Regions from separate parts of the Mus musculus genome. Here region 1 is linked to region 2. The links are chromatin contacts, found by Hi-C or POLR2A ChIA-PET in ENCODE. All regions are on one chromosome and are shown on one strand. Each heading gives the region's core, a stretch centred on a gene start or an enhancer-like site at or near the end of the contact. The rest is flanking DNA. Distances are from core to core; before and after follow the strand shown.

What was found. A loop is a pair of places that touch in the nucleus more often than their neighbours do. ChIA-PET counts read pairs that join two places held with the same protein, here RNA polymerase II (POLR2A).
Region 1: POLR2A ChIA-PET joins it to region 2 with 74 read pairs in Patski. The contact joins the promoter of S100a2 here to the promoter of S100a16 in region 2. A Hi-C loop is called at or near these places in 7 of 37 maps with a recorded cell type or tissue (gastrocnemius, heart and left cerebral cortex). POLR2A ChIA-PET finds 5 or more read pairs at or near these places in 2 of 5 experiments (Patski and embryonic stem cell).

What each region holds. Positions count from the first base shown.
Region 1 is chr3:90,587,528-90,593,612 of GRCm38, forward strand. S100a2 (S100 calcium binding protein A2) reads left to right here and starts at 2,720. Exons shown (of 2, transcript NM_001195760.1): 1 at 2,720-2,827; 2 at 3,775-3,981. The coding sequence starts at 2,720. The coding sequence ends at 3,981. It also overlaps a transcript of S100a3 not described here.
Region 2 is chr3:90,532,749-90,538,515 of GRCm38, forward strand. It overlaps S100a16 (S100 calcium binding protein A16), which reads left to right and starts at 4,506. Exons shown (of 3, transcript NM_001356605.1): 1 at 4,506-4,669.

The DNA of each region.
Region 1 (6,085 bases), core at 1,470-3,969, 53 kb after region 2:
GCTCCTTTTGAAGCAGTTTTAACCAGATCCAGTCACCTCAATACCTCTTTAAGAGGTGTTCTGGTGCCAGGCATTTACAGCAAAACAAAACAATAAGAAAAGATTTCTTTGACTTCCTGGCATCCTCTTCTGGATGCCCCAGCTGTATTTTTGGACGCCAGTTTTCTAAGGGTGGTCAGGACTGTTTTTCTCTCTTTCCACATGCACGCGCGCGCGCGCGCGCGCGCACACACACACACACACACACACACACACACACACACACACACACGAGTGAGCACAGGCTGTGAAGTTCCCACCCACTCTGTGTCACTGCATTCTCTGACACTGGAAGGAACTGTGACTCACAGGCATAACATGAAAACCAGGCTTGGAATGAGTGTCTAGGCTCCAGAATAGGAGCTGTCTCCTCTCATCCCTGACCAGGCTCCCTATCTTAGTCAGGGTTTGTACTCCTGCACAAAACAGCTTGCACTCCCACATCGCTGTTCATCACCAGAGGAACTTGGAGGCAGGAGCTGATGCAGAGGCCATGGAGGAGTGTTGCTTACTCTCTTGCTTCCCCTGGCTTGCTCAGCTTGCTTTCTAATAGAACCCAGAACTACCAGCCTAGTGATGGCACCACTCACAATGGGCCCTTCTACCTTGATCACCAAGTGAGAAAATGCCTTACAGCTAGATCTCATAGAGGCATTTCCTCAAGGGAGTCTCCTTTCTCTGTGATAACTCCAGTTTGTGTTAAGTTGACACACACAACTAGCCAGTACACTCCCCATTCCCACCACACCTCTGTTTTCTTGCTGGGGCCTAGATGAGCTCAGGTATGCTCTTGGTTGGGCCTGGAGGTTCCTCCAGCTGGTGCTGAGACCAGTGCTACCTGGGAGGGAATATATGGGGTGGAAGGAGGCCAGATTTTGCCAAGAACAGGTTAGGACAAGTTCTGTTTCTCCAAAATGACAAATTGGAGGTCAGTTGGGCTGGCATATAAATCTCTACCCTGGGTGTCTTGACCATTTTAATTCCTCCTGGGTCTCTCTGCTATCTGATCTGGTGAGTACCTCTGTCCTGTAGAGGACTTGGGTTTCTATCTTCGTTCCATCTTGATCCTGGTCCTTGTAGATTTTCTTTGACTTGCTGGTGGGATCTCTCATTTGAAGGGATCCTCTCAGTGAAGATTCAGGTGGAAGGGTCTTTCCCACATTCTCCTTTGAGGGCTTAGGGGCTTACTCTGTTGCTTGTTCTCCAGTCTCTGTGTCTGAGGTCTCTGTGTCTCTCAGTTTAGATATGACTATTTAGGGAACTTTTTTTGGGGGGGGGTGGTTAGGCCTAGGAATAGGTCATGGATATGTGAGCGGTGTTTTTATAAGAATCCTGGGGTTGGTGAGATGGCTCAGCGGGTAAAAGCACTGACTGCCCTCCGAAAGTCCTGAGTTCAAATTCCAGTAACCACATGGTGGCTCACAATCACCTGTAATGAGATCTGATGCCTTCTTCTGGGGTGTCTGAAGACAGCTACAGTGTACTTACATATAATAAATAAATAAATCTTAAAAAAAATAAAAAAATATTAAAAAACTATAAGAATCCCCAATTTGAGGCAGATACAATGGAGCCGGCCGGTAATCCCACTCTCAGGAGACTGAGGCAGTAAAGTCATGAGGTCAAGGTCACACTAGGTTGTACAGTGACATGTCACAATCAATACTGAGTTGTTCTTGCTTTTGCAACGTCTCGGATTCTTTTAGGACTAAGAAGGCAGAGAGACAGGCTCTCAGTGCTTAGCCCTGCCTGGGTCCCTAGTCCTGTCTGTAGTGGCAGAGCCATGCCCAAGGCTACCTCCTGTGCTTTTCTAAGTAGATGAGGGTGGGACTAGCAGAGCAGGGCTGGCAGCGCAGGCTGGAGGCTTTCCTGACTCCAACACTGCCTCCTCTGGCCTTACTCTGGAACCCACTCAATATTCTTAGAGGAATTTGGAAGAGGTGACCCCTGACTTCTGACCGTATCTCTTCAGCTTCTAGCCTGACCACAAGACACTGGCCATTTAATTTCTTCAGTTCTAACTTCAGCCGAATCCTTCCTGTTGGAGAGGATGTTGAGTCACTTACATCCTGCCTAGGCCCTGACTGCAAAGAACCAGCACTGTGCACACAGCTAAAGCTCAGCCTGGTAGCAGGCACACCTGTCACTCTACGAGCGTCCCTGGTATGAAGAAGGAAGCACTCTTGCTTACGGGAGCTTAAGATGGCAGAGACTCTGACCTAGAGTTTGTGAACGGTTTGATCCCGTCATGGAGTCTTATACTCCTGGGCTGTTCTGATGATTATTGCCAGGTGATTCTGGGAGCCCATGGACACATCTGTGCTCTGCATTCCTGGCACAGATAGGAATCCAACTGAGACTCTAGATATCCTGCAACCCCTCCCCTTCTCATGCCTCTCCTCATCTCCCATTGGACACTCAGGCTGGAAGATCTACCTTCAGAGATAGGTCTTCAGGACACAAGGTTCTGCTCTAGATGACTCGCACAGCACAGGAAAGTTTAACGTCTGGTTACAGTGTAAAGTGGAAGTGTGGACCCTCGTCCTTAGACAGCCATACTTGCAGGGCAGAATGCAGGCAGGCGGTGACTTGTCATTCCTGGAGGGGCTTGGTGACACAGAAGCAGGCCTTGGAGACTGGACTTAAGGCGTCTAGTGACCTGCAATAGGTTGTGGATGTGATGGTCTATACCTTCCACAAGTACGCCAGTCAAGAGGACGAGAGGCTCAAACACAACAAAGGGGAGATAAAGGAGCTTTTGCGTAAGGAGCTGCTGAGCTATGTGGGGGTAGTGAGGCAGGCCAGGAGGGGAGCCTGGGCTAGGTAGGGCAAGTCTGTTCCTGCTTTCATTTCCAAGGTGCCTGCTAGTGCCAGTGCCAGGGTGGCACTGAGGATTTCCCATCAGCCCTCATTTCACAGTCCCTGGGGTGCCCATTAGGTCTATATGTGAAAGGGCTATTGATGGCTTCAGCATTCTTGAGCACAATGCTATTGGGGGCTCCAGAGTCTATCTGTCTAATCCTGTAATTGGCTAGTTGAATGGTCCCAAACTCAGAGAAAGGTAGCAGCTGGCCATGGGTCACACAAGGACATTATTGGTGGGCATTAATTTCTCTTTTTATTTTACACATTTATATGCCAAACCAAGAATGTATATAGAGAGAGTGGATTCTAGCCAAGACATACACCCTGGGGCATTTGCCAGAGAAGCGCTGTGACCTCTCAATTTGTCTCCTGCCCTGTACAGACTAATGGGTAATTATAGAGCTAGGTCTCAGAACTTAATGTATGAGGCAGGTCTTGCCCCCCCCCTTCTTCATTTTGGGTTAATTCTTTTTCATTGTTTTGGCTGGTATGGAAAGGTTTGTCTTGTTTGAATTCATCCTACTGATGGGGGGTAGGGAGGGCAGTGAAGCTCTGATTTTCTCATTATCAAGATGAAGCTGGGGCCTAGCAAAGATTAGTTTCTTCATACTCTGAGGAATACCCAGGAACCCCCCCCCCCCCACACACACACGCACACACACTCCAGTAGGCCTATTGGAGACACTTACATCATAAGTCTATCTGTCCTTCCTTACTGACCTTCTTGGTACCTCACAAGGGTTTCCCGCCCACGGTAGACCTGGCTGCCCATCTTGGAAATAAAAGCTGCACGCTGATGTCAGGGAAGGTGTTGGAGGTGGGTTGGGCAGTGCCCCACTCCGTGATGACTCCTGTCCCTGTCACCTTCAGGATAACGTAGATGATGAGAAGGTGAAGAAGGAAATGAACAACCTCGATAAGGACAGTGACCAGCAGGTGGACTTCCGGATGTATGCCCTGGTTCTGGTGGATTCTGCTATCTGGTTTAATAACTTCCTTGAGGGGTCCCCAGCGCTCCACTACCTGCCGTGGATCTCTTGGTTGAAACAACTCTCTATCTTTTTAAGTTTGTATTAAATAAACTTTTGTTAGTTTGCTGGTGGAGAGTATTATAATGGCTCAGTGATGCCTTGTGCCTTGACTGGGTCAGTTAAAGGCCTGGGAACAGAGGAGATCCTGGTTTCTAACACCTTCCGTACTGTACCCCAACTTTCTGAGGCCAAAGGTTCTACTCTTTTTTTTTTTTTTTTTTTTAGGTTTTTGGAGGCAGGGTTTCTCTATGTAGCCCTGGCTGTCCTGGAAAGTACTCTGTAGACCAGGCTGGCCTTGAACTCAGAAATCCGCCTGCCTCTGCCTCCCAAGTGCTGGGATTAAAGGCGTGTGCCACTACTGCTTGGCCTCAAAGGTTCTACTCTTTGGGATTTCACATGAATGAAATTTTGGGAATTGAGGTAGGCTGGTAACATTTTATTTGGTTAAGAAAGGTATTTTAAAAAGGAAGATTGGGAGCTGGGTGTGGCAGTGCAGATTTTTAATCCCAGCACTAGGGTGGCAGAAGCAGGTGGATCGCTGTGAGTTCAAGGCCAGTGTGGTATATAAAGCAAACTCTAGAACAGCCAGGGCTGTTACACAGAGATACCCTGACTCAAAACAAAACAAAACAAGACAAGACAAGACAAGACAAGACAAGACAAGACAAGACAAGACAAGACAAGACAAGACAAAACAAGACAAAGGAAGGTTGGTGGCATGGTGGTGCAACCTTTATCCCAGTACTCAGGAGGCAGGGGCAGGGGCAGGGGCAGGGGCAGGGGCAGGGGCAGGGGCAGGGGCAGGGGCAGGGGCAGGGGCAGGGGCAGGGGCAGCACACACAAAAAATATAAAACCCACCTACAACTACAATCATTTTATCTACCCCTCCACTAATTCTAACTTCACAGAAGGGAGGATACAATCCCAGAACATAGCACAAACCCTGACACTGAAGGCTGTAAAGGGCCAGAGATCCTGAGAGCTACTTGGGGTGGGGGTGGGGGTGGGGGTGGGGATGGGGGTAGGGGTGGGGAAGGAGTTGTTACCCTCACCTGCTCTGCAGTTTCCTTAGGATTCATTTGCAGATCACAGGCCCTAGGCACTGTGCTTGTTTTTAGAAAACCTTTTTTCCTATCTGCTTTCAAGTGGGTTAGCTCAGTTTTGAGTTTACTCCCTCCTTCTCGATCTCTGATAAAACCCCTTAGGAGCCAGGCTCAAACCAAAAATCCTTATGGTTTCTACCGTTTTTTTCCTAAGGCTGTCACTTAAGTTGCCACATATTCTGCATTCTAAAGTATATCAGGTGACAGTTTGAACACATGGCTTGCTGTACCGTGACAAGGGCCACCAGCTTTCCATCCTATAGACTCTAAGCCCTATATTTCACTTTTACCTCCATCCAATTTCATCTTTTAAGTTATTACTCTTGATTGATCTTTATAGCTACTGGCTTTTCTACCACTTACACAGCATTCAGAAGTTAATCGAGGCTTGACCTGCAATACCTTAACTAAATTAACATTTGAATGTCCATGTGGTTAGACTTCTTGGTGGACAGTTCAAGTTTGGTTCAGTGACTTATAGATGCCCTACTAGCTGTCTGTTGCTGTATAATGAACCACTCCAAAATATGGTGGCTGGAAACATACATTTATATCTCTCATGGTTCTGTGGGTAGGTTGGGAAGAGTTTGGGGAATCTTACTTGGGGTGTCTCAGGCAGTTGTAGATGGAAATTGAGGCTACAGTTACTCAAGGGTGCTCTGTCAGCTTTGCACTTGGTGCTGGTTGTTTTCCTGGAGCTCAGAACTGTCAGTGTGCTGGCTAGATTTATGTCAACTTGATACAAACTGTAGTCATCAGAGAGGAAGGAGCCTTGATTGAGAAAACATCTCCATAAGATCAGGCTGTGGGCAGGCCTGCAGGGCATTTTCTTAATTAGTGATTGATGGGGGAGGGCCCAGCTCATGTGAGTGGGCCCTCTTCTGGGTTGGTGGTCCTAGGTTTTATAAGAAGCTGGCTGAGCAGGCTATGTGAAATGAGCCAGTAAGCAGCGCCCCTCCATGACTTCTTCATCAACTCCTGCCTCCAGGATCCTGTCCTGTTTGAGTTCCTGTTCTAGTTTTCTTCAGTGATGGACTATGATGTGG
Region 2 (5,767 bases), core at 3,256-5,755:
ATCTTAATTATCTTTAACAGTTTACAAGTTAGTACCTTTAAAAAACCATTTATTTTAATTTTATAAACAACAGTGTTTTGTCTGCATGTAGGTCTGTATGAGGGTAGGTGTAAACTGCCATGGGGGTGATGGGAATTGAACCTGAGTGGAACAGCCAGTGCTCTTAACCGTTGAGTCATCTTTCCAGTCCATCTTTCCAGAGATTAGGATTTTACAAATATATCCCTGTTAAGTTTGAGCCTTAAAACTTGGAGTTGAAGATTTAATTGAACGTCTTCTAGCAGCAACATAAAACTTTAAACCATAAGTAAAGTCCACAGAGAGACTGAGAACTTTACAAAACCCTAAATACATTCCACAGAGGGATTGAGAACCTTATTTTCTTGATTTTTTTTTATAGTGAATGATTACAGAATATCAACGGTTCTTGTAAGCAGTTTACCCTAGTGGCTAAAGCTTAGCAAAGATAAAGAAGCTAGACATCTGTCTTCAAGTTAGTTACAGTTAACCTGAGTAGACCTTAGGAATTTATAAGCCTTATTTATCAAATATATGTATCAGTTATCAAACATGCTGTTTCTTTTTTAAATGTTCTAGAAGCCTGGTGTTAAACAGTTAGCAAAGTCATGAATGGTTAGACATACACCCCTAAGATAGTTTCTTTCTTTCTTTCTTTTTTTTTTTTTTTCGAAACAGGGTTTCTCTGTGTAGCCCTGGCTGTCCTTGAACTCACTTTGTAGACCAGGCTGGCCTCGAACTCAGAAATCCGCCTGCCTCTGCCTCCCAAGTGCTGGGATTAAAGGCATGCGCCACTACTGCCCGGCTAAGATAGTTTCTATTAACCTAAGTCGACTTTTATAACCTTAGCATCATACAAAAGTCCATCCTGATCCAAAATATTCTGGAGACCCATTGTCGCTTTCTTAGTCTAAGCTGGAGGTAGCAATGATAAGCAAAGTGCTCCGTAGCTCTAAGAAGTTTCATGATAGTTGTCTCAGTTGACGTGGTCCACGTGGTCCTCTTATTCAAGATGATGGTGAAGGTGCATTGCATGTCCTCTCTTTTAACCTTAGTAAAGATGGCTGCCAGCCACATGGTTGTTTGCATCTTGATGAGGTCATCAGCCAAGATGGAGGGGAGCTACATGGTTGCTATTTAAAAACACTTATTTGATCTATTTAAAAAAAAAAACAAAACACAAGAGTTGAATCCAAGTTACATATACAGTATATTCTAAACAAGAATTGAATCATACATGTCTTAGTTAGGGTTTTACTGCTATGAACAGACACCATGAACACGGCAACTCTTTTTTTTTTTTTGTTGCTTGTTTTTTCGAGATCTTAGGAATTTATAAGCCTTATTTATAAGCCTTATTTATAGGGTTTGTCTGTGTATTCCTGGCTGTTCTGGAACTCACTCTGTAGACCAGGCTGGCCTTGAACTCAGAAATCCACCTGCCTCTGCCTCCCAAATGCTGGGATTAAAGGCGTGCGTCACCACCACCCGGCTACGGCAACTCTTATAAAGGACAGCATTTAATTGGGGCTAGCTTACAGGTTCAGAGGTTCAGTCCATTATCATTATGGTGGGAAGCATGGCAGCATCAAGGTAGGCATAGGGCTGGAGGAGCTGAGAATTTTACATCTTGTTCCTAAGACAGCTAGAAGATGGGTTTCCAGGTAGCTAGGATAAAGGTCTTAAAGCCCACACCTACAGTGAGACACTTCTTTCAACAAGACCACACTACTCCAAAAAGCTACAAATAGTGCCACTCCCTTGGCCAAGCATATTCAAACTACCACTATATATATATGTAGCAAATTAAAATTACCTATGTGCAGATTTTTAAGTATAAGCCATTTGTTATTAGTTTTAAGTTAAATTTTTACAGATTTAAAACAACTTTTTATTGATTCTTTGTGATTTCACATCATTTACTCCAATCCCACTCACCTCCTCATCCCTTTTTATCCACCTTTCACCCTTGCAATACCCCCTGAAACAAAACAAAACAAAATGAAAAAAAAAAAAAACTCATCTTGTCACGGAAGCTGTACTGTGTCACAGTGTGTCACACAGTATATAACCGTTTGTCATTGTTACAGATTCTTTTTTAACCATAATCAATGAACTTACAAAATCTGACATAGTTTACAGAATAATCTCAAGAGATTTTTTTTTTTTTTTGAGAGCAGATAGCAAAGACATGGTAGAGATAAAAGGTGTTTGTTTGTTTTTTGTTCTAAATGGAAAGTAGAAAAACCTTAGAGGTAAGAGACTTTTGGAAATATAGAGCAGAGAAAATTTAGATATAAGATATCTTGGGCTCCTTTGTGCTGTGGCGGATGTTGTAACCGTAAGAGAGAATTTGGAAATGGGGTGTGTCAGCTTTTGGCCATTGATTGAACTGTGCTAAGGCCAAGCTGTTTTCAGTAAGAAAGGAGGCTTTAATAAAATCTCTGACTTAAAGGAAGAAGAAATATGGGGTCATAAAAGATACAGGAGGAAGTAAGAAAGCCAGAGGCCCAGAAGGATGGAAGGAAGCAGTGGGATTTCCAGGAAGGAAGTGAGAGACAAAAAGGACAAAGGTCACAAATAGGAGCTCTGCCTAAGGGGGATCCCAGCATCATAGAGGGCCAGGAAGACAGACGGACGGACGGTATGGGAGCACAGTTCCTGGGGTGATTCCGAGGAAACTCTGAATGGAGCTGAGGACAAAGGAAACAGAAGTTACCTTCTCTGACATGGTGTCAAGAATAACGGGGCATCCCCAAGTGAACTGAGAGCCTTGTCAGAGAGAAAGGTCTCAAATCACAGAGGAGAGGCATCCCTAGTAGGGCAAGAGGAACTTTCTGACAGACTGGTGTGGCTTTTGTAGTAAGAGTAGGCAAAGCAGGCAGCTCTGGGGGTGACACTTCCTAAGTAGAGGAGGAGAGAGAATGGTTAGAGCAGGTAGAGAACACAGCTGAAGAGGTGGCCTGGGAGAGGCTTTGGGGGAAAGGAGGGAGGGTTGCAATAGAAGGAGAAGAGAAAGTGTCTTGGTAGAGAGATGCCTAAGTGGTGGGTACTCTGGAGGGTGTAACAGGCTCCAAGAGCCAGAAGGACGTCTACTGAGTAAATAAGATCAATGGTTAGATCAATGGTTAGAGTGGGAAGGGGCAGAGTTTAGAATTTGGAGTCAAATTTGGAGGGTGGCAGAAGCTAGCAGAAACAAATGTCCCATACATTCTTTAGGAGAGTCAAACAAGCAGATTGGTTCTGTTAGGAGAGAGGCCAACTGAGCTCCTTGGAAGGATATATATATGTATATATATACACATACATACATATATATACATATACACACATACACACACACACACACACACACACATATATATAATTTGTATATCTATATGTCTATATATCTGTAGATCTATCCCAGGTTTCGAGCACCAGATGAATGGAAATGAAGACATGACGGTTCCTAGGTATGGTTGAGGAGAAGCATTTTATTGTAAATATGAGACAGGACTTCTCATATTGTAAATATAAGAAGAATCTAGACTGGACACTGCGGCAGCATAGACCATGAGAGGAGAAGGGATTGGGGGAGAAGGGAGAGGGGAAAGAGAGGGGACTAGGAGCCAAGTGTGGAGGACCAAGGCAGAAGTGGAGAGGTCAAAGAGAATCAAGAGTGCCTGTGGCTAAAATGGGTGGGTTATATAGGAAAGAAGTGGGGGGGGGGGAGGGAAGGGAAGCTGGGTGTGGGGGGGACTAGAAAGGTTTAGGGTAGGGGTTGGAGGTGAGAAGTGTTGAGAGGAGACAGGATGATTTAACAGATGCTGAGAGAGCATGCACCTTGATATGTTAATAGGCATCTCAGTTAGCCATTTGTCAGGTGTGTGTGTGTGTGTGTGTGTGTGTGTGTGTGTGTACACGGGTGTGTTCTTTGGTACCTGACAGACATCATCGTGAGAGTGGGCCAAAGGGTCCTCTCTGTTTGGCTGCAGCCTTCTGTAAGGAGGTCAAGCTGTCCAGCTCCCTTGGGTACCTGCAGGAAAGGTGTGTACGGGCTAGGTTTTTGCAGTGGAGGCATCTGCTGTGCAGGGGTTCTTAGGAATGAAATCCCTGAGCTTAGGGTGGCTGAACTGGAGAGCTGAGACCAGAAAGAGCTGTTGCATTTGCTCTAGCCAACAGAGATCAAGTGTTGGACTCCTTAATCCCAACAGCAGGGAAATCCTGCGGTCCGGGAACCTAACTTGTCTTTGGCAGGGGGTTGCCCTGAAACCTGGCTCTCAGTGACCTAGGTGAGAGAAACAGGTGATGAGCCTTCTCTTTCTTTCCTCTGCCTTGTCGGATTCTGCTCAGAGCCTGTGGGTTTAGGAGGGTGGGGTTGGGGGACTGCCAGCTTCTACCACTCCCTCTAGGGTGAGGGTAGAGGGGTGTTTAAAAAAAAAAAGGTGTGTATCCCTTTAACAAGGGCCCAACCCCAGGGCCAAGTCAAGAGTTCAGTCACTACCTTCCCACAGCCAGCTCAGCCAGGCAAGGCCGGGAGGGAGTGGGACAGATTCTGGGAGTGCAGTGGGGAGGAGTCCTGGCTCCGCTGAGCAGGAGCTGCTTGGCTGTCAGTGCCAGAGCCCAGGCCTCAGAGCCCTGCTGGAGGAGGTGGACTCACAGGAGGCAGGTGAGCCCCCAGGCCCAGCGGAGGAGGTCTGGGGCTGCTGAAGGGACTCTGAAGCCTTGGGGTGGGGGTCAAGGAAGGGAGCCTGAGGAGAGGTGCCTGCCAGAAACAGGGCAGGAAGATTTTGGTAATCATTAATTTTCCCCAAAGGCTAGTTAGGGTATGAGCAGTCCGGTGGCTTTGTGAAACCTGTAGAAGAGTATAGACAGGATAGCAGGACCCTCTCCTGGCTAAGCAGCCGACCTGGCTCATCTCCAGGGGCTGGGACATTGGGCAGAACATTCCAGGGCCTTGCCCACAGCTGTTGCGTCCTCTCTCAAACGGAACAGGGCGGAGAGTGTGTCTTGGTGGGCGTTAGGGGTTGACAGACTCTAGACACAGGCCTCACTGGACTACGGAAGCTGTGACCTGGGAAAAATAATGGTGTTCAGAAGGAACTGCAGAGGGCCCAGAAAGCCTAAGAAGCCAGGAAAGGGAGGCAGGGGCTGAGGTGGCTTCTCTTCCACCTGGGGCACAGGCAGAACCGGGATGCAGTCTTCATTTGCTCTGGGTGGCTTCCTTGGGAGTGGCCTGGGGAAGCCGGTGAGGGCCCCTGGATGGGAGAGAGGGAAAGAGAAAGGAGTGGAGCTTCAAACTGGCAGCTTTTCCACTCTAGAACCTAGGCAGGTCTCAGCTTGACTGGCCCTGCCTGGCAGAGCCACCTGCGCTGTAGGAGTGTTTGCCTGCCCGGCCCAGGTGAGGTGGTGGCAAGGCCAGGCAGGGGTGATGGATGCTAAGGTGGGCTCATCCTCTACTCAGAAGAGGAACCCTAGGAATGTTGGAGAGGCCTGGGGTAGAGGTGTGTGTGTGTGTGTGTGTGTGTACGACACCTGATTACAGTATTATGAGTTGGGGGAAAAAGTTCGAAGGACTTCCTGCTTCAGCAGAAGTTGGCTGAAGATAAATGGGGTACTTAGGCAGATCAGGACTGGCAGAGTTGATGTAGGGTGATATGTGGGTATGATGTCATGCGTCCTGGGAGGGGGCAGAGGTAGGAGCACCTCTGTGAACCATTAGCCTTCAACACTGGGAAAAGAACGCGAGGGAGCAGAGAGACTGGGG